Regions from separate parts of the Mus musculus genome. Here region 2 is linked to region 1. A link is a loop called in an ENCODE intact Hi-C map of the cell type or tissue named here. Cell type or tissue: heart. All regions are shown on one strand. Each heading gives the region's core, and the rest is flanking DNA. Links, peaks and the distances in the headings are about the cores only.

Region 1 (11,281 bases), core at 1,569-9,568:
AGTGATGTCTAACACGTTAAGCAGTACACATTTCACTACGAGGTATACAGCTTACTTGTTACTTTTCATCGGAATGAGACAATCAGCTTCATAATCATGGCTTTCTTCTTCACACTTGGTTTTGTAAAAACAATTTTTATGGTTTTTTTTAAATGTCAATTTATGACTGTGACCATTTTAATACTCAGGCTCTCTCTTGGTTTGTTGGTTTTTTTTTTTTTTTTACCTTAAGTTCCCGAATTATGTTGAGAATTTATACAAGAAAATTCTTTAAAGTTTGATTTGACAGTAAATTTTTCTAGAGAAAATTATTGTTTCTGTTTTCAGATAGGTAGTTAAGAAAGTGTCAATCCCGGGGTTGCTGGTACCTGTTTGAGACTGTGCAGGCAGTGGGATGAGAGGAGCGTCACTAAGGGAAATGGCTCAGGCCATCATGAATGCTGACTCATTGAACAATAGAGTAGATGCAAGCTAGGAAATCCATGAGACTGATAGTTCACCTCTGACCAAGGCTGCAAGACTGACAACCATGAGCAAACCCAGGGTCCCAAAGCTGAAACTGCAGAACTGTAACATGCAGGGAGAGGACAGGGTGCTCACTGTCCTATCTTCTCCCTTTGTATTCTATCTAGGACCTCACCAGTCCACACCTGCAAAGCGAAACACACTTACTTCTCAGTTTCCTCTAGTAGTACCACATAGACACAGGCAGAAATGATGCTTTACCAGCTATGAGAGTGCACATCAGTGCAGCCAAGTTAACTCTCAGAATAAACCAACCTGGACCTCATCATCCAGGGCTGCTAGATGAGATCCTGGGAGCAAGATCCTTGGTTTGATTCTTCATTCAAGACAGATTATACTGTTATTTTTCTAGTCCATGCTGTCACTGAAGGCATGTCCAGTGCTTGTACCATTTGCAGAACTATCATTTCCTATGCCAAGATCGCAGCTATAAGTCACAGGACCTAACAGAGGATATCAAAGCTCACCATTTTCTCAGCTGACTCCTCCCAGAGTTCTGTATTTAAAAAAAAAAAAAAACTGGAAAAAAAATTTCCACACAATGTATTGTGATCATGCTTTTCCCTCTCCCAACTCCTCCAAGGTCCTCTCCATTTCCTCCCCCATGCAACAGCAACATCATGGCCCCCCTTCTCTCTCTCTCTCTCTCTCTCTCTCTCTCTCTCTCTCTCTCTCTCTCTCTCTCTCTCTCTCTCTAAAGAAGCCAAATACTGTTTATGACTATTACAGCTTCTCTTTCCAACTCAGACATGCCCTAAAACCATTTTTTTTTCTTTTTGTATCTACTACTTTTAGGTTCTTTATAGCATGATAGAGTTTCAGGATATTTACTCTGCCAATATTGTCGGAAAAGGAAATCTCTGCCTCCTCTTCACCTTCCTGTCACCAAGCTTTGCCCTGAGCGGTTTATGGAATCTGCTGTTGTTAAGGTCACCCCTGACATCATCACTTCTAAGTAAAGTAAATACTCATCAACTTTATTTTACCACTGAACTTTTTTCATTGTTGTCCATGTGCTTCGTGAGTCACCCTGGTACCATGCAATACATGGCTACTCATGAACAAAACATCAACTTAGAATTCACAGCACTAGGGTGACTCTTGCTTGTCATTATCAGCTCTCAAAGTGTTAGTGTTAGAGTGCTTTTGACTCTAAATATGTCTACCCAGTAATACTACAAAACCAAGGAAAATTTTTAGGTTCTCTTTCTACCAATGAGATGTTAAAGACATATTTAGTAACCTGATTTATTGTAATAGCGAGTTGCCCTTTCAAATCTGTTCTGATATTGATCTAATCTAAAAAAAAAGTACCATCCCAACCTTAGATAGTTTCTATTGCTTATAATTATCATTAGTGCACCCCTGATTCAGAGTTGATTCATTTGCTTAGAATTACTAGTGAATAAAGGGCTGGATGCCATGGTTAGTCTCTGCTTCCACTGCCAACATCAAAGTCAATCTTAGGAAATGGCTGAGGTGGAAGTGCTACCTGGCATTGCCAACCTGTGACTGTGGGCAACATGGGTCCCAGTATTGTTATTACAGCCATTGTAGATTGCAATGCCATGCCACAATGTTAAAGGGTGAAAACCCCTATACAGCTTTCCAACTACAATACCAGATCAAAATTCGACTTGAATTGTATTCCAGAGATAGGATACAGGCTCACTGAGAACACTTCATCTATAGGTCCTGAAGAAGATACCTTGCAGGGAAATCTAAAGGAACGAATTCATAGACTAAGAAAGGACAATGGGGGGCTAGGCATGTGGTAGAAGGGGCAGCAGCCTGGCGAATCAGCCAGGCCTGTGTCTGTCAGCACTCCACCCAGCTGTGTCCTGCTGTGGGCCAGAATAATCTCTGTGTTATATGTCATCACTGAGGACCATGCAGATGTCTGTTGTTTGTGCTGCTACCATATTATCACTGAAAGCCATGCCTGGGTCTAAGGTTCTACTGCAGTCAGAGTCTGTGTTGATGTTTGCAGTCTGAGTTACCACCAAAAGTCATGCAGATGTTTATTGACTTGTTGCCACCTGAAGCAATGTTGATGTCTAGGGATATGGTGCCACCAGTGGACATATTGATCAGAGTGGCCTGTGCTGCCTCCTGAGACTATGGTAATGCCCAGGTCCAAGTTTAAAATGAAGGCCACAAGGATGCTCATGGTCTGTGCTGCAACCTGAAACCACATCAAGGTCTATAAGCTGTGTTGCTACCAGGGACCATATTGATGTTGTTGGCCTGTGCTGTCACCTTAGGCCATGTTGATGTTCATGATGCAGGCAGTTTCTGAGGGTCTTGTCTGTGGGCCCTGTAGCAGGGGGCTGTGTTTCTGGTCTTTATTGCTGCCAGGAAACCTGTGGAAGTCAAGATCCATGCTCCTGATGATTGTGAAGAGCAAGTAAGCTACTTTTGCTTGATGTGGATGACTACAGATGCACAGTTGAGAGGGAGGGACATGGAAGGTGTCTGTGACAACCCCTATTCCCACCCCAACCCGCCAACCCCCAAAATAACATGCTAGGCAAGAAGTCACCCAAGAGACCTCTTAAAAAAGTGTCACTCTCTATAACTGATGGCTTCTGGCAGAGGTGTGGAAGGGGAAGGACTCCGTTCTATTTAAGGGGCAGGCCACTTGGAGTTTGACCATGCTTTGGTGAGTGTATAGACAACATAAAGTAGACTTCGGTTTTTTGTTTGTTTGTTTTCTTTTTTCCTTTTATTATCTTTACCTTTTTTTTTTTTTTTGATGGGAGGAAGTCACAAGGGGAGCAGACATGGAAGGAATTGGGATTGGGATGCATTTTGTGAAACTCTCGGAGACTCAATAATGATGCTATGTGCGGTGGGGGAAGTCAGCAGCCCTGGTGGAAGAAAGGGGGAAAAAAGTACAATGGTTGTTCCCAGGGGACAATATTGGGAAGATATTAATCAGAAAGTAGAAATTATCAGATATATAGAATGCTTGAGGTTTTGAGTTATAATGTACAGCATATTGACTATAGTCAATATTGTATTGGGTGCCTGAAAATTGCTGAGAGAGAACACAGGCATTCACTCACACATGTTCACTCACACACACACACACACACACACACACACACACACACACACACACACACACACACACACGCACACGCATGCACATGCATCCCTGCACTTCTAAAATATACAATTTTCTTTACTAACTTGAAAAATGAAACAGACAAGTTCGTGCTCCTCTGAATATCCCTATGAGAACTGCCTCTCTTCCTCTGATTGTTTAATGCCTTTTGAAATAAAATGTATGACTAAAGGTGTTCAACTGATGCTTGAATGAGGTGGCTCCCCACCTGAGCTTGAGGCAGCAATATCAATGACCACGGCCTTAGAAGATTAAGACGTGGAGTCAGCAGTTGGCCTGGAACTCCGATGAGTGAAAGGGAGACTTCCAGTTCCTCTGTCCTCCTCTGCTCCTTATTCCCAGACTTTTCCATCATATTCTGTATGTCCTTAGAGAATTGCTCCTTCCACGGTGTGTGTTGTCCTTCATCATCTCTTCTCCTGCCACCTGATCTGTATGAGGTGCTTGGCCTCAGGCAGCTAAAAGAGTTGATGCTCACACACGTGTGTGATGAGCTCTGATGACCGTCTAAGTTTAAACAGTTTAAGCATCTTTAAAGGACCTACCAAGCAACATTATCCAAGCTCTTTTCTGACACATCGGTTATGAATTCTCATCTTGTCAGCATTCAGCATATTCTCTCACAAGATTCCGATTTCCTTACGCCTCTGTGAAACAAAGTAGACACGGCCACAAAATGACCTATATAAATTAATCATCAGCTGTAATTCTGCCTACAGCTTTGGTAATTGCTGACGTAAAAGATGCCCCATTCAACTCTGAAAAAGGAAGTTTAGAAAGTGCTTTGTCACTTTGAAACTCCTTTTTGCTCAAGGCTTCAGCCTAGCTTTGCCTTCGCAGCTATGGTCTTCCTAACAAACATTTAAAGAGCCTCATTTTAACAGCATACTTAAACATTCATAATCACAAAGTTCAGGTGACTAGAATTGCAATAGGGAAACTCAAAGCAATAATGTATATAGAAACCAATAATACATCTGTGAGGAATAGAGACATGAATAGGAGTAAAGCTGAGCCCACTTCAGACATGATGCCATATGGTGGCACTCTTGTCGCTCTATCACCACAGTCAAAACACGAATAGCAGTTATTATTTTCCAGTTGGTGAAGAAATAACATTCTAATAGTCCACCGTGAACTTTGTACAACAAGCATTATGCTGCTCACAACTCTAGCCAGACTGGAGAACATAGGGGAGGGACATTTCTATTAGTATTGATGTGCCTTACATCTAGGTAAAAGTTAAATTAAATAAACTCATTGACTACTCAACCTACTCATGAGAGACAGAAGTGGGAAAATGTTACACATAGTGAGAGAGAAGAGAAAAAAGTTGAGGTATTGGTGGCAAGGTAGGAGTAGGGGGTGAGGCACACAAGAAGCCAACTCAACAAACTTTCTCTCATTTTGGAATAAAATAAGAGGGAAATATGTGATATATCTCAGCAGGCCTGAGGAGCAGTCTTTTTATAGCCAGCTGGGAGGATGTCTTTAGGATTTCCAAGTGTTTAGATATTTTCAGCATTAATCTCTTTAGCACCTGGGGTAACAGGAAGGGTGTGTGTGGTTCCACTATCAGCAGCCTTGGAAAGGAAGCTGCTGTGTGCCTTGGGACTGCTGATTGTTTCCCATTTTAAAGATAGGCAGAATTCAGTAACCTTTCTACTTGGCTTTACTTGAACCCCCATGAAAGATCAAAATAATGGACTCGTAGTGTTTGATGATGTTTTTATTTTAAAAGCATTGCTCTCTTTTTCTCTAAACAGTAAGTAGGAGAGGTGTGCCTTACAGTGATGCACTTATTTTTTTTCTCACAGATTTGTATTTAACCAATCATTTTAAAAAATGGAATAATTGCAGTGGAATGATTGTCATTTTAGGTAAGGTCTTAAGGTCTACTTTAAGGGGTAATGACCCACATCGTAAATATTGCATATATGGGAGACAGAAAATTTGACCATGGGGTGTGTCACATTTACTGGCTGAGATGGTGTAGACTTAGAAATTCTTATTTGCTTCTCAGGGTTTTGGCTGTTGTTTGGTGTGTGCCTGTGTATATTATGCAGTAGGAGAGAGGGAACAAGGGAACAGAGAAGGAAATGAGGGAGGGAGAAAAAGAGATCTGAGCTGTACAGTGTGACATGAGATACAGATGTCCCAGTAATGACTAAGATAGGTTTTGGACAGAAGTTGTCAGCCATCTAAAGCATAGATGGTAATCTCTGCTCAAAGTATTTGTTTGACTTGTGTATTTTTTAGAACCCACAGGTAAAATGATAGTGACAGCTTTGGACTCAAGATTGTAAAATGAATATTTGGATTTTTTAAAAAATACACATCTACTGATAATATATACTAAAATATCTTTAAATTTAGTGGATTTTTTTAAACCAGGAATTATATTGTTGTCTTTTAAGAACATCCAAAATATGACCAGAAATGTGACAAATACTTCCACTTTACTTAAGGCTATTCTACATACCCTTTGAAAATAATGGGAAAGCCTTATGTTGTAAGATTCACTCATTTCTTTCTGTCTTCAAAACCAAGGAATCCAGGAGAAGTCCACCTACATACATGTTGACAGCAAAAGAGATTTCCTATCACCCATCATTGTGAATGTGTCATCAGTAACTCTCAAGACAAAATGGAATGGATTAAAGACAATGGCCCATCTCTCTTTCTTACCAAAAAGCTTCAAAACTCAGCTGTAAATCTTTACAAAGATTTTGAAAAGAAAGCATCATATACTTGCAGATGCTTCAAAGTGACATGGGCAAACTTGAAAGAAACACAATTAATAATCTTACCTGTCATGGGCATTCCCTTGTGGGAAATGTATCCAGGGAATGAGTAACTACCTAGGGGAGAATATTAAAGTGTGCAGCACACAATTTCAAGTGCATCTTGGCAGTCTCATGGTGACTGTCCAAGTGACTGCACACAGACCCCCCTACACACACACACACACACACACACACACACACACACACACACACACACAAACTCATTTGGCATTAGGAGACCTGGCAGTTTGTTTTCCATGGAGGAAGGGGTAAGAAGCCAGAGTGTGCATTTTTTCCTTCTTATTTTCTGCCTTCCTTTAGCCATCTTTGAAATGTCTTTGCAGTTTTCCCAAAGTGTCCCTGCTAGTGACAGCTGCAAGGTGAGGCACAGTGAAGAACCTCATGTGCTCCTGCCCGCTGTGACCCAGAGGCATCTTAGAGAATGTCCCCAACATGTCACTCAAAACTGTGAGTTGGATCACTTTACATAGTTCAAATAATTACAGTATTTATTTACAGGCAGAAATTGCATTTGATGCCACATTGCAAACGTTTTTGAGTAAGTTTCTGGAATCAAAAGGAAAAATAACTCCTGATTTGGGTTTGTTTGTTTGTTTGTTTGTTTGTTTGTTTTTTGCTTCAGTGATTTTGTTATTGTTTTGGAAGGGTGGAAGACTGCATGTTTCTTCTTGTACCATCTTCCAACTCACAGGCCAGTGTGGTTTGGATGGGAGTATCCAGAGTTCTGAAGCTGCATCATTTTGGGTCCTTCTACAAAGTAGTGGCTAGCACCTGACATTGCTGTTGGTGGTAGGGGGTAGTAGTAGCAATTTCTTTTTCTTTCGATTCTGGGAAAAGGAGCAAGGCCTTTATGCTTCTAGTAGAACCTCCAAATTATCATTGGTCTGCTACAGATCAGGTTTTCCCTTAGTGTCAACTTACTTTTCAGTAGAGCACTTCTGCTGTTGCCTCTCCTACCATGTGCAGCCCTGAGTACTTGATTATTCTCCTGCTGGTCATCCTCATTTTCTGACTGATGTGCAAGTCTTAGAAATGAAATGCTTTCTTATTTTCAAAGATGCACAACAGAACGGACTGCGGTGGGGCATGGGCCTAGAGAACAGAGTCAGGTTCTTTGGACAAGATTGAGAGCTCTGGGGCAAAGCTTTATTTTTCTGGAGAGAGGGAAAAAATTATCTATGCTAGCTTTCTAGATTGCTTAGAAAATGTTCTGAACTGTTCAAATAACTGTGTGTGCACTTAAACTTAAAAACTTGATGGACATCCAGAGCTAAAAGTCTCAGACACAAGAGAAAAGCAAACAATGAGTTCAAATGTAAAAAATCACACAAGCACATGAGCAAAGGAAAACCAGTGGTCCTCTCTGTCAAATACAGAAAGCAATCATTCTCAAGGGTGTTGTCAAAAACTATTATAAACGTTGTACAGTGCAAGTTACTTACGTGGAAGAAAGAAACCTGTCATTCAAGTAATCTGTCCAGTGATTTTTAACTGGGAGCAAGACCTTTTAGAAGATAGAGATTTTTAAAACATAAAGACAAAATGGAACAATTAAAAAATATATATATGAAAATGGAAGGAAAACTTAGAGTTTATTAGTGTTGGAATGCTTTTTTGCTTGTAAAACAAAAACGTCTGGTGGAGAAGCTTTGCCAAGCATGCAGAGTGGGGTATGGCATCACGACTTACAGTGTCCTGCAAGAAAAGTAAAACCTAAGGATTTGTGGTTTCAAATTTGGCAGGAGAGCAGCAGAGTGAAGTTGGCCCACGTACCTTCATAAGAACTCATAAGAACAATGCAGAAAGATTTAATGATGTGCTAGACAAGTTCCTGCATCAAGTCCTACTGTAGTCTTTTTAGGGTCCCCAGATTTATGCATCTGAAGATGTAACTCTTTCAGGGAAGGACCTTCAGGACATTGAAACAAACTTCTTGTGCACTACTCAAGCAAGCTGTGCTTTATACTAAGTTACCCTCAGAAAAGGTTGCTGTATATCAATATTTTAATTACAGAACCACTGATAAATATTTAGTAAATACTGCCTATGTGCTGACCTCTTCAGAGAATCTGAATGTTGCTAAGAAAGACAAGTCAGAGTATGCCTTTGCAGAAGTTATGTTCTTATGGTTTCCCTGAGCCTAAACACTGCACTGTGTGAGGCATGATAATTTAAGTGTCATAAAAGAAAAATATTTCCAGGTGCTAGGATTGGAGTTAGGAAGAGGCATCTTTGACTTGACTCTATATTCCCTAAGGAAGAGCTCAGAAGTCCATTTTATATAATGAATAATAAAACTTAAATTGAACATAGAGCTTATATGACTTAAGACTAATGATAATGTCTATATGTTGAGGAAACTTAGTCCTCAGACACACATATTTAAGGCACTGGGATAATGGGAGTCACCTTCTCTCACTGGAAGGGTGGAGGACTGCATGTTTCTTCTTGTACCATCTTCCAACTCACAGGCCAGTGTGGTTTGGATGGGAGTATACAGAGTTCTTTTTTTTCCATTTTTTATTAGGTATTTAGCTCATTTACATTTCCAATACTAAACCAAAAGTCCCCCATACCCACCCACCCCCACTCCCCTACCCACCCACTCCCCCTTTTTGGCCCTGGTGTTCCCCTGTACTGGGGCATATAAAGTTTGCAAGTCCAATGGGCCTCTCTTTGCAGTGATGGCCAACTAGGCCATCTTTTGAAACATATGCAGCTAGAGACAAGAGCTCCGGGGTACTGCTTAGTTCATATTGTTGTTCCACCTATAGGGTTGCAGTTCCCTTTAGTTCCTTGGGTGCTTTCTCTATTTCCTCCATTGGGGGCCCTGTGGTCCATTCAATAGCTGACTGTGAGCATCCACTTTTGTGTTTGCTAGGCCCTGGCATAGTCTCACAAGAGACAGCTATATCTGGGTCCTTTCAGCAAAACCTTGCTAGTGTATGCAATGGTGTCAGCTTTTGGAAGCTGATCATGGGATGGATCTCTGGATATGGCAATCACTAGATGGTCCATCCTTTCGTCACACTTCCAAATTTTGTCTCTGTAACTCCTTCCATGGGTGTTTTGTTTCCTATTCTAAGAAGGGGCAAAGTGTCCACACTTTGGTCTTCGTACTCTTGAGTTTAATGTGTTTAGCAAATTATATCTTATATCTTGGGTATCCTAAGTTTCTGAGCTAATATCCACTTATCAGTGAGTACATATTGTGAGAGTTCCTTTGTGATTGGGTATCCAGAGTTCTGAAGCTGCATCATTTTGTGTCCTTCTAGAAAGTAGTGGTTAGGCTTCTTTGCTGTTATAAGGATAACATGATGAGTGTATAAAATGGCTTAGTTATGTGTGCTAGGGCAGAATGCTGGAGCCTTCCAGTTAATCTGTATCTAGGGATTGTGATGTTTCCCCCTACTCCTCTGCCCTTTGAGCAAATCCTCAGGAGGATAGCAGAGTAATGTCCTACACCAATGGCAGCTTGTAAAGGATTTGAGGACTCAGCATTCTAGCTGCTTCTCTTCTTCATGTTTTATAAAATGGCTGCTGACATAAACCTAAACCATCAGGAAATATTTCAACTGGCAGAGCTAAGAGGATGATATCCAAGAGGACAGATATACATACACATACATACACATATAATGTACATACAGTGTGTAACAGAGGGGAGCAGCCTGTGTGGTCTTGTGTGGCAGGAAAAGAATGAAGGCAAATAGTGCAAGGGAGACAATGGAAACAGTGGCTAGGGTCACACTCTAAACCAGGAAGAGAAAGATGGAATACATTTAATAGGATTAATGCATCAGTCTTCAGCATTTATACATAAACTCATAGCCAAGAGGCCTCACGAATGTCTAAGAGGAAGGCAACTTTTATTTGAAATGCCTGACTCTTTGAATCTGCTCTAAGAATGCTGTAACCTTCCTTCCTACTCCCGGGAGGGGAGGACTCTTTGGTAGATGTCTTAGTTTATTAAGGCAATAAGAAGTATCCTTTTACATACACTAACCACTCTCCAGATTAATATCAAAATTCAAAGTAATCCTCCCACTTCTGCTGCCATTCTTCCATGGGTTTGGGATAGGCATGGAGGACCAGGAAGCATCTGGCTCCTTCTCTTCCTGGACTACCTCTTGCTTTACCTGATGCTACATTTTCATCTGGCAAAGGGTAGTGCATATCCAAATTGAACAGCTTTTACAGAAAAGCTTTCAGAGGTTTTTTTTTTGTTTGTTTTTGTTTGTGTGTTTTTGTTTTTGTTTTGTTTGTGGGTTTGGTGTGGTTACAGAAAAACTTCCAGGTTTTAGAAGGTGTTTGTTTTATTTTAACAAGATGGTGATCATCTACACACTTTTATTCATCATTGCACTACAGATCAAAGCTAAAGCAGTCAGGCAAGAGAAAGAAACAAGGGGACTATAACCTGGTAAAAAGGAGGCCAAACTATCACAGTTTGTAGAAGACTTGATCTTATATACAGTAATTGTCAAACCAACTAAAAAACTAGCAAGGATTTTTAGTCATAAATAGTGAACTATCTAAGCTAGAAGTAAAGGAAGTAATTCCATTAACAATACCACAAACATATCTAGAAATATAGTTAATAAAAGAGATAAAAATATACATACTGAAACTCTAGAATATTGATGGAAAATTGAAGGGATATGTAAGAGAAGAAAAGCATCCATGGAAGAATATATATTGGAAGAATCAGTATTACTAAAATTTCTATACTACATAAGATTCAATACAATCCCTACATCAAAAATAACAAAATAATCAAAACAACAATGATATTATACAGGAATCTTAACATTTTCAT
Region 2 (11,281 bases), core at 1,126-9,125, 60 kb after region 1:
GGGATGTGCTCCCAGTGTGCAGGGATGTGCTCCCAGTGTGCAGGGATGTGTTCCAAGTGTGCAGGGATGTGCTCCCAGTGTGCAGGGATGTGCTCCCAGTGTGCAGGGATGTGCTCCCACTGTGCAGGGATGTGCTCCCAGTGTGCAGGGATGTGCTCCCACTATGCACGGATGTGCTCCCAGTGAGTAGGGATGTGCTCCCAGTGAGTAGGGATATGCTCCCAGTGTGCAGGGATGTGCTCCCAGTGTGCAGGGATGTGCTCCCAGTGTGCAGGGACGACCCACCTATCTATCCCACAATTCTTGCACTGAGCTAACCATTCTCACCTCTAGTTTTCTTGCCTCTACATAAGAGGAATGCTGTCACTTGAGATGAATTATGGTGAGTATAAAATAAAATGCAGCTTACACAGGAGCAGTAAAGGCCAGACGTGATAAACTCTACCTTGTCACATGCCCTGGAAGCACTACTAAAAACCTCATAAACTGCACTGGGTGCTAACCATTCCCTCATCTTTAAATGGAGAGCACTGATGCGCATCCAATAGAATTACTAAGATGACCAGATGGTACCTAAAATAGTTCAAACATCAAGAGGCACTTCACACATCACGTATATAATCCAATCTCTATGATAATGGAAACTTAACAGTCCTGGACCATGTGACAGTTCGTAGAAATGAAATGTAAGATCTGAAAATATACTGATTCTGCTACCTGAGTAGCATCTGTTAAGCGGTAATTGACATCCGTGCAGTAGGCTACATACCCCCTTCTAAAGAGACAGGAATCTAAAAGTCGCCCAAGATAAGGATAGTACAATGCCATGGTGTTAAGGATGCCTTTCTTCCTCTGAAGGCCACTGAAGCAATCCCATAGTGGAAAGAACTGGCTTTACTCCATGGGTAAATGTATAGCACTGTCAAGTAGCCATGCCCCAGCACCCATGGCTCCAGTCTGAACTCAACTGACAGTCACTCAATTTACGTTTTCTAACGTGCACTTTCCTCTCTTGTATATTATTTTTAATTGTTGAAGAAATAAAATTCATGAGGACAAACTATGGGGTTCTGGTAAAGTACATCTTGTTCTTTGTTCTTCTAAGTTTACTTGTAAGTTGAAATGTGGCATGATACATTTTGAGAAGAAATTATTTATTCTTAACCACTGCTATTAATTTAATGTATTTTATAACATTTATCACTTCCTATCATTAATTATTATGACAAGAAAGTTAAATTCCTTGACAACACTGGTGTACACATAAGAATGACTTAGCTAATTTGACAAAACACATAAACATATATATATGTGTGTGTGTATAATAGAATGGCTTAAGAAACACGGTTTTTATTAATTTAACAAAAATAACTCCAAATCAGTTTATATGAATGAATAAATTTCCAAATTATATGTCCCTAAAGGAAGTTTTCTATATAGATTGAGAAACAAGATACATTTTACTTTAACACACTGTAAGGTTTTCTTCTGCATATGACATGTATTCTTTTTAAAATGTATTATTGTGTGTAAGTGTGTTTTTCCTGCATGTATGTCTATGTACCACATGGATGCTAGTCCTCTCAGAAGAGGGCATTGGATCCCCAGAGACACTTGTGAGCCCTCATATGGGTACTGGGAATCAAACCTGGGTCTTCCAGAAAGCAGTAAGTGCTCCTAGCCACTGAGCCTCCTCTGCTGCCCCGAAGTGTGTTTCTTGGAGGCAAGGGGGGAATTGTGTTTGTGTTGTGATTATTGGAAGGTTATTGTTTTAAGCAGATCATTTTTAAAGTGCAAAGGCCTTAAAAGTTAGTTCTATTCCAAATTTCAAGTGAAAACTCACTTCCAAAGACCTTGTTATCACACTCCATATTATGCCTGTGGTCAGATGCAGTACTTCTATGCATTAACACAACCATAGTAGAAATGTCTGCTTGTGTGTGGCCTTTGGCGGGGCTGTTAACAGCCTGAGGCATGTTGTTACCTTGACCCAACAAGAGTGAAGTTCAAGCATAACTTGAAATGCAGAATGTGACTAATACATTATACCAGTTACTATGAAACTTCCCCAGACATTAGAATCATCCGGAAGGCATGTTATCTCACAGATTGGGCCCTGTCAACTGCTGACTCCATGGCCCTAAGATGACACACTCCATGGGTCACACCAATAATCCCAGGCAACTCTACAAATCACACGCCTCTCTCTGAAGACCAATGGCAGAGGATCTAGACTTAGGAAAATAATTTAGAAATCTCCTAGCTTGCTAGATTTTCTAAGTTTATTGTAGGCTTAGTACATACATTTACTAGTATGACATTAAGAGATAACTCTTAACAATTTTACCAAGACAAAAACTGCAGCACACCATTAAAACTGACACACAGGGTGAGTGCGCAAACAACACACTGTGTCCATGGCTAGCACCCTCCCCAAACAAGCAACAGCTCTCTTTCCGGAGAACATCTAGACTTGAGCAATGTGCCATTTCTAACAAGAGAAAATGTCATAGGCAAGAATGACCATCCACTCCACTAAGAGCTCGTATGAGCTCGTTAGCAATTCCCATCTGAGTTAAAGTGTAGCATCACTTCCACAGACGAGTTCATAGGTGATATTAACATTGGGTCTAAGGGTCCCTAGGCCAGTCACAAGGCGTTCTCTGTTAAAACAAATGTCAGTATTCTATAGGACAGATGAGTAACTCACATGAGAACAACTGCAATTATAGAATCCATTCACAGAGCTCTTACTGTCAGCATTAAGCCACTTCAGACCTCAGAACAGGCACACCTGGTTCACACAGAAGAGGTAACGGCCGTGTGACACAGAATGGTTAAACATCCTCTCAAAGTCAGATTGGCATACCGGGAGGTGGGCCTTACCTGACTGACATGTGCCTCACCTGCCTGTTCACCCCCATCTTAAGGCACATGTCCTCTGCCGTGTACAGTCTCCATGACATGGAAAGGAGACATTACGAACCCAGGAACTGATGGAATATTCAGAAGAGACTTTGGACTTTTAAACAGACTTTTGAGATTGTGAAAAACCATGGGGACTTTTGAAGTTACACTGAATGCACTTTGTATTATGCTATGGCTACAAGCCTATGGGAGCCAGGGAGTAGAATGATATGGTTTGAATGAGAATGGGCCCCATATTTGAGTGCTCCATCTCCTGTTAGTGGAGCTGTTTGAGAAACATTAGGGGGTGGGCCTTATTGAAGTAGCAGTGTCACTAAAAGTGGGCCTGGGGGTTTCAAAAGCCCAACCAGGCCCAGACTTGCTCTTTCTCTGACCACAACCTATAGATCAGATGTGGGCTCTCCATTACTGCCTTCTTCGGTCTTCTCCATCATAGCTCACCCTCTGAAAGTAAGAAATCTCCCAGTTAAACGCTTTCTTTTATACGTTGGCCTTGGAAATGGTGTTTCATCACATAGACAATAAGCCTAACTAGGACAACATCCAAATGTAGAGCAGTTTGAACAAACTATTTACATCCTGAAAATTTCAATAAGTAATAAGAAAACCTCATTCAAAATATAGACATCAAAATTACACTTCTTAAGAATAAATTATTAGCTGACCGTGGTAGTGAACACCTCTAATCCTAGCACTCAAAAGGCAGAGGCAGATCTCTGAGTTCAAGTCTAGTCTGCTGTACAAAGTAATTTCTAGGACAGTGAGACTACCAAGAGAAACCACGTCTTGAAAAAAACTAACTAACTAACTAAAATCCTGTGGTTGATCTTTTTATCCCTTGTGAGGCAGTAGCTCCTGCTTGATCATTGTTCAACAGACATGATACAGGAGAAATGGCCTCTCTGTTAACATAAGCCAATTCTAAGACCTGGATACAGCCACCAAAATCCATGTATTCATAAATAAAGTTCTACTGATCATAGTCATTGAACTTCTTGAATACTTTCTGCATTGGACATAATAGACTCAAATAGTTTCAAAGAGACGGCTTCAAACCTCACACTACCTAAAACACGAGTAAGAGGTATTAAGTACTTAAAAGTTAAATTCAGGGATGTCTCAATTAACTAGAAAAGTATAAATATTAATGTTGTACCTAACATTCAACTGCTGCTTTTCGGACAGTTCAACTGTAAGAAGATCGATTCATGCCGTATTATTTGAACTTGCAATAAATAGATGTATTTTCTTGGAAAAATATCTATTGTTATAGTAAAACTTGAGTTTCCTTTCTAGCAAGATTGTATGATTACTCGTTTATATTGTTCTTTCCGCAGGAATTTACACACCCCCTGTTTGCATCCTGTTATTCATTTGGAGCTTCCCTTCGCTTCACTACACTGTTTCCCTGATAGCAGGATGGTGAGGCTGAGTGTGGATAGGTCCCTCAGGACAGCCGGGAGCTCTATCATGTCCCCTGGGTTGCACACCACAGTTCTGTTCGTAAAGGTACTATGCTCCTGACATTTTCTTCTAGGTCCTCGGACACACTGCAGGGGCCATGGATGGTCCTTAGAAGACATGTGGTCATTTGGGTTTTAGCTGGCTTTTACCCCCCCACACACACTTTCCATTAAACCCTATGTCCATATATCGAACAGCTTGAGCTACTGTTCAAAGTGTATAAACATCCTTAAACTACACACACACACACACACACAAAACCTTCCTTAGCATTTTGTATGTTGGGATTTTTCCTTTCAAGAGCATAGAAAACAACCTTTAAAAATTCGCTCTGGGCACAATGGAACCCAAACTAAGACTCTGTCACATGCTTGTTAACATATTTGCTCAAATACCGATTCCTTGGTTTTCTAGAGAAGTGACTGAATCGGCATAGACGAGGCCTGCTCTAGAAGGCTCAACAAAGTTTCCAGCTAGGTCTTATGTACACGGAAGTGTAAAACCAGCAAAGTAGCCTAAAAGTAAGCATGATGTAATTGGTGAGGAATAATACAAATAAGTAGTAAACCTGAATAAAAATCTAACTAGTTAATGAAGGGCTAAGAAAACACTTTTAATGTGCCTGGCACTGGTAATGAGGCTGACTTGGGGGAAACAAGACACATGTCCATCATGCATGTGTGTGAACCTACATATATGCATCTGTTTTAAAGATAGCAATTATGTAGTGCTTGTATGGCAACGTGTATGGTTATTCTAAGCAGCTTCAGGGCCATCCTCCTGCCTCTAAAGAGGGGACAATGCATGTACTTTCTCAAACATCATAAACTTTATTTTGCATACACACAAACAAATCAACATTCATCGTAAAGGCACAAGCACTGAAATGTACGATGATTCAAGTCAATAAACTCTCCCAGAGTTGAGCCTGAAGCCCCTGTGCATGAAATTCTCTAAGGGCAGAGATACCCCCTGTGTCAGGGAAGAGTGAAGTGGATCTGGTGCAGCAGGAATCACAACCTATGAGCCAGGTTCAGGCTATGAAGTTGGCAGGAGCTCAAGGTTACAGTCCACAGCAGTGGCTCACAGGGAAAGTTCCTACGGGGCCAGTATCTTTAACAAGCCCCCATTAGTGCTGAAGCTGCTTGTCCGGAGACTATGGGCGGTGGTGGTGGTGGTGGTGGTGGTGGTGGTGGTGGTGGTGGTGGTGGTGGTGGGACAGGCCTTCATCCCAGCACACAGCAAGTCCTAGGACTTTGCAGAGATGGAGGGATAGAGATAGAGTTAGAAACAATAAAAGGAATCCAGAAACCTGGGCTCAGCGATAGCTCTCCCAGGATGAGGCTCTAGCAGGACACCCAGGCACAGCAGTGGTGTGCACAGTGACACAGAGTGAAGGGCTCAGTGCGATGGAACTGAAAGGGAGGAATCTTTTTAAACGGACTGTTAAGTGTCTTCTATGAAACTAAGCATGATCCCACCACTGTAGGACTCTACATTACTAGACCACGTGGAATCACTGTGGTCAGATTCTGTACACTACAGACCATATGGAATGACCACTGTAGGAGTTGGTGTACACTATAGATCACAAGGAATCATTACTATAGAACTACGTAAATTACTGGCCACATGGAATCACTACTGTGGGAGTCACTGTATACTACAGGCCATGTGGAATCACTACTGTAAGAGTCGCTGTACACTGTAGATCACATGGAATCACTACCGTATGAGTAGGTGTTCACTATAGACCACATGGAATCACTATTGTCAGACTCTGTACGCTACAAACCACACGGAATCACTACTGTAGAACTCAGTGTCCACTCTAAACCACTGGAATGGCCACTATAGGGCTCAGTGTACAACCACATGAAATCGCTGTTCTAGGTGTCTGTGGGCACTGACAGAACGCTTTTGTAAAAAAAATTACACTTGTTAAGAAAATACACAACTGTGCAAGCAAAAGTTGCTCAAATCAAAGACATTAAATCATATAAACACACATCTGAAGGGGGATGACGGTCTTTGCAGTCCTCTGAGACACATTACAGATATGAGGAGGTGCTGCCTGGTGACCTGGATGGCCATTTTTAGTGTCATCTGAGCTTGCAGAAGGGGAGACTTCTGCATCTCATTGTGATGCCTAGTGACGTATAAGCACACAACAGTTTGAGGTCTTGCTATTAATCCATTCACTACAATTCGTGAAAGAATATGATCCCTTAAATAGCACATGCCTTAATAACTCAATTTTTTATGAACATAAAAAGAAAAAATAAGGCCTTGGGAAATGGCTTAGCAAGAAAGATTCCTTGCTATTTCAGCATGGTGTCTAAAGTTCAAATCCCTAGAATGCATGTAAAAGATAATTAAGGAATTACTATGCAAGATAAATTATGTTAGAAGATTAATTTCAAACAGGAATTCCATTTTGGAATTACTGTGGTGATGAAGTGCTGGATGACTGACATGTAACAGACAACACTGAACCATGCAGGCCGCACTGCCACCCTCACAGCTGAGTGCACGGTAAAGCACAGGGGGCTCCCTGGCACAGTTAAAGTCAAGGAGCTGGCCAGTGGCACTGTGGAGAATGAAACCCGACACTGTTGATTCCATAGTTAAGTGTTCTTTCTGACCATAAACCATTTTGACTACATTTTCTTGACGCTAACATACATTAATTTAAAGCTGTCGAAGTCTATATAACTTTGAAAGGCTAAATGAATAAATATACAGAAAATATAGGAATAATAGATTACTATCTCCTGTGTGTGTATGTGGGGAGGAGAGAAAGGTGTATATTAATTTGTATGTGTCAAAGAGAGATAGAAATGGGGAGAGGGAAAGAATGTCAAAGAAAGTGGGTGTTTGTGTGTGTGCATGTGTGACAGAGAGTGTGTGTGTGTGTGTGTCACAGAAAGAGTGTGTGTGCATCAGAGGGAGATGAAGTATGTGTATGTATGTGTGAGAGAGAAAGAGACAAAGAGAGGCAAAGAAGGAGAGAGAAAAGCATATATGTGTGTCAGAGAAAGCATATGTGTGTGTTTGTGTGCATGAGTGAGAGAGAGAATGAGAGAGAGAGAGAGAGAGAGAGAGAGAGAGAGAGAGAGAGAGAGAGAGAGAGAGAGAAGGGTACAAGTGCACATGCCTGCATGCACACATGCCTACATGCAGAGGCCACAGGAAGACTTTGTGTACCCTTCCCTATCACTCTTGCCTTATTCCCACTGAACCTGCAAATAAGCTGGCAGCCAGCAGGCCTAGAGTCCTGTCTCTGTTCCCCACAGTGCTAAGGTTAAAGTCATGCAAGGCAACACATTAAGTGGGTATTGGAGATTTGAACGCAGATCTGCATTGTTTACACACCAAATCCTCTCTCGTCCACTGAGCCAGCCCCAGTCCTAGCCCCAATCAGTCTTAAAGTACTTTATTATTTCTTTGTAAAAATGAAACCTGAGTATAATTTCTAAATACATGACTTTCAAAGAATGATAGCATGTACCATCCAAACAGCTCCATTGTCCATCAATGAAACAGGAAAGTTAGTAACAGTTACACATTTAGCTTTGTTGGTTCATTATTTTCTACGACAATAAATACAACATTTGCACTCATGGATAGTTTTTTTTTTTTTTTTTTGTCTTGTCACCAACATTTAAAGGACCACATTTAACTTTAGTATTCTGTGAGTTACTGTAAAAGTCAGTCACCCTGACATACCATCAAAGAAGCTCTTGGCCCTCAGGTAGCTGACGCTGAGCCTAAGAACAGAGAGTTTGTCCAGCTTATTAATAACATCTTGCGGGAAGGGCAGCAGGCTGGCCAGGCGGTCTAACTCTGTGTTCAGCCGGTCTCTGTGTCGCTTAGAAGGATTTGACTTAATTCCTTCAGCGGGGATGGGCTTTACTCTGAAAAACAAAGAATAAGGAAAACCTTTAGAAAACAGAGCAAAAGTGTCTAACATTAAAACGTCCCCTCAGGGACTGCTCTACCGACGAAACATGAAGTAATTCTCAATAAACCCCTCTACTATACTGCTACCCAACTTTTCTTTTTCTCACCAGCACAACTATGAAATAACTATGAGATAATACCAAACACTGCCAAAAAATACCAAGAAATCCATAGCATTCATGCAAAAATATACTAAAACCACTGAGCTGTCCAAAAAAAAAAAAAAAAATAGGTATTTTCATACTGAAAGAGCCTTTAAGTTAAAAAAAAAAACGATTTTAAAGCAAATTTTACCTAGAAAAACTACTAGTAAGCATGCATTTGGCTTTTGAAATTGTAATGCTGAGTGACTTACCTAGTTAATCATTTACATATTGCAGGTAAGCACAGATTCTCAAATTTCCACTTCCTTAATTCCCCTTAAAGATTTGAGTTAGTCTTCTCACGCAGACTAAGTAAGATTAACTACGCTGTTATCACAGTTACTTTTATGACCTCAATACAGAACCACTGATAATCTCTTCTGGATTGGATTTCAGACCTGCTCTATGAGATGGCCTGTTCCTGACACAAGATCGAGCCCAAGAACCTGTGGCTAGATAGGATCCCAGGGGAAAACCTATTGCTATTATGCTCTTAAATGGACACAGCAATAAAATGACTCCTAATGACTTATTGCTCCACCCACTGATAAGTGCGTTGCTCAACTCTCGCCACAGAAGCTCCTTTTTGTAGGAGATAGCCAAGAACGGACACACCCACAAGTGGCAAACGTGCAGCAAGAAGAAGGAGAGGAAGGAGTGTGCTCGACCCTAGTTGGGATGTTTACAACAGTGCCTTCCCCTCATGGCTCAGGGATCTATGTGAAAGAAGGGACAGACATATCCTGAGAGCCAAAGGCAGTGGATGACTTCAGACATAACAGGACAGAGGACATATCAACCCACAGAGAGTGCGACAACATGCACAAGTCCTATGAAAGAGCAAGCCAGACAAAGGCCTAGCAGGGAGGAGAGGACAACATGAAATCCTACCTCTACCCCGAGATGCTATTGTTACTTGATTGCTGCTGGGAGAAAGAAAATCAAGTTTTCTACAATGGAAAGACACACACCCAGGAGTCTTGGCCAAAAAAGCTAGATGAGCCAAACACTAGGTGAAGCCAGGGCAACCCTGAAGAAAACTGGGAGGATTGTAGGAGCCAGAGGGGTCAAAGACACCATGAGAACACTGACCACAGAATCAATTAAGGACTCACAGGGGCTCTCAGAGGCTGAAACAACAACCACAGACCCTATATGGGTCTGAGCTAGGACCTCTGCATATACTTTATGGTTGTGTAGCTTGCTGTTCTCAGGGGACTCCTAACAAGGGAGTAAGGGGTGTCTCTGACTCTTTTGTCTGCACTTGGGATCCTTTTCTTCCTACTGGGCCGTCTTGTTCAGACTTGATATGAATGAGGGTTTGTGCCTAGCCTTATTGCAATTTCTTATGCCATGCTGGGTTGAGATCCATGGGAGGCCTGATTTTTCTTTTTTTCTTGGAAGGGAAATGGAGGAATGGGTCTAGGGAAGAGAGGTGTGGGGAGGGGCTGGGAGGAGTGGAGGTGGAGGAAAATGTGGTTGGGATGTAAAGAACAGATATTAAAATTGAATACACAAGCATACACATACATACAGAGAGGGGGAGGGACGAGGGGTGTTGGGAGGGTGGAGGTGGGGAGGACCTGGAGGGGGTTGGAGAAGGAATGAATATGATCAAAATACACTGTATCAAATTCTCAAAGAATTAAAACATTACTTTTTGGGGTTTTTTTTGTTTTGTTTTTTTAAAAGGGGAAGCAAGTGAAGAAGACTTGACTCTGGCCTCCGAGTGCATTTGCATACACGTACAATCCATGTGCACACTTACACACACACACACACACACACACACACACGCACACACACGGTGGGGGAATAATTTCAAGATGAAGAGAACAGAGAATTCACCCAACTCTTAATTCCATTTGTTCCCCCAGCTCTGGTGCAAGGGCATTGATCTCTGAATGAGAATTTCAAATGCTACTCATCATAAACTACGCGCTTGATTTGAAATAATAAGGGTGATACATGGCATAAAGATGAATCTCACTGCCAAGCTAAGTTCAGCTTGACGTTCTAACTCCCTAGATGAGACAAAAAGCATCACAGAACAGTCTGAGACGTCTACCTGGAAGTCCCACCGAGTCAGACTCTTGCCAGTGTCTTGTTGCTGCTCTCTGGCTGTGATGGACTCTCTACTGTCCTGTTGGCTTTCATCAAGGAGAGATTTATGTGTAAACAGCAGGTGCTCACACAAGAACCACGTATTTAAAAAGCCAGGAAGATTAAATAGGTCTAGAAATAATGATTCTGCGGTGATCCTGAAAAGATTAGGGTGAATGTTTCATCTTCCTATTTCTTAAGCAGAGGCATGTTCTTTTTTTAGGATAATCAACTGGTAATTTAGTAAACCTCAAATACTTACTATGCAGGAAGCTCTGGTCCCTGCAAAAACAAATGCAGCAGTTCTGATTCTCTTACCAGGACCAAACCTATTCTATAGGGAGGCAAGCAAGTATAATACGCTGCTCAGTGATGTAGGTGGTTTAGCAAGTGTTCCTAGAGACGCGGGTGTTAAACAGAAGCAAGACATTCTGGATTCATGATGACAAAATACAATACTTTCTGCAACTACCCCTCCTTCAGAAATAAAGGGAAACACAACGGCAGAAATCCTGTCTTTCACACACCTAAGACACTGTACCCACATGAAAAAGACAATTAAGATGGAAAATGGTGTAAATTACCGATATATTTCAGTGGCAGGGAAATACAATCACAGAATATTACTTAGCTCGGCAGCAAAGACATTGACATAGTCAAAAACAATGAAAGGCTGAAAG

Evidence for each region. A loop is a pair of places that touch in the nucleus more often than their neighbours do. Peaks named below come from ENCODE experiments on the same cell type or tissue, not always from the same donor. Only the 100,000 strongest peaks of a DNase experiment are listed, where the experiment ranks them.
Region 2: a loop joins it to region 1, with 2.7 times the contacts of the local background. A loop is called at or near these places in 4 of 42 quality-filtered maps.

The regions. Positions count from the first base shown.
Region 1 is chr12:35,458,441-35,469,721 of GRCm38, forward strand. No RefSeq gene overlaps it. Among named protein-coding and RNA genes, the nearest start is that of Gm26071, 23 kb to the left of the region's middle. In heart, for the core only: a CTCF peak has its summit at 4,673; a DNase peak (open chromatin) is centred at 5,161.
Region 2 is chr12:35,518,560-35,529,840 of GRCm38, forward strand. Ahr (aryl-hydrocarbon receptor) reads right to left here. Exons shown (of 11, transcript NM_013464.4): 2 at 8,122-8,309. Among named protein-coding and RNA genes, the nearest start is that of Ahr, 11 kb to the right of the region's middle. In heart, for the core only: no CTCF peak of the experiment used is centred there; a DNase peak (open chromatin) is centred at 4,372.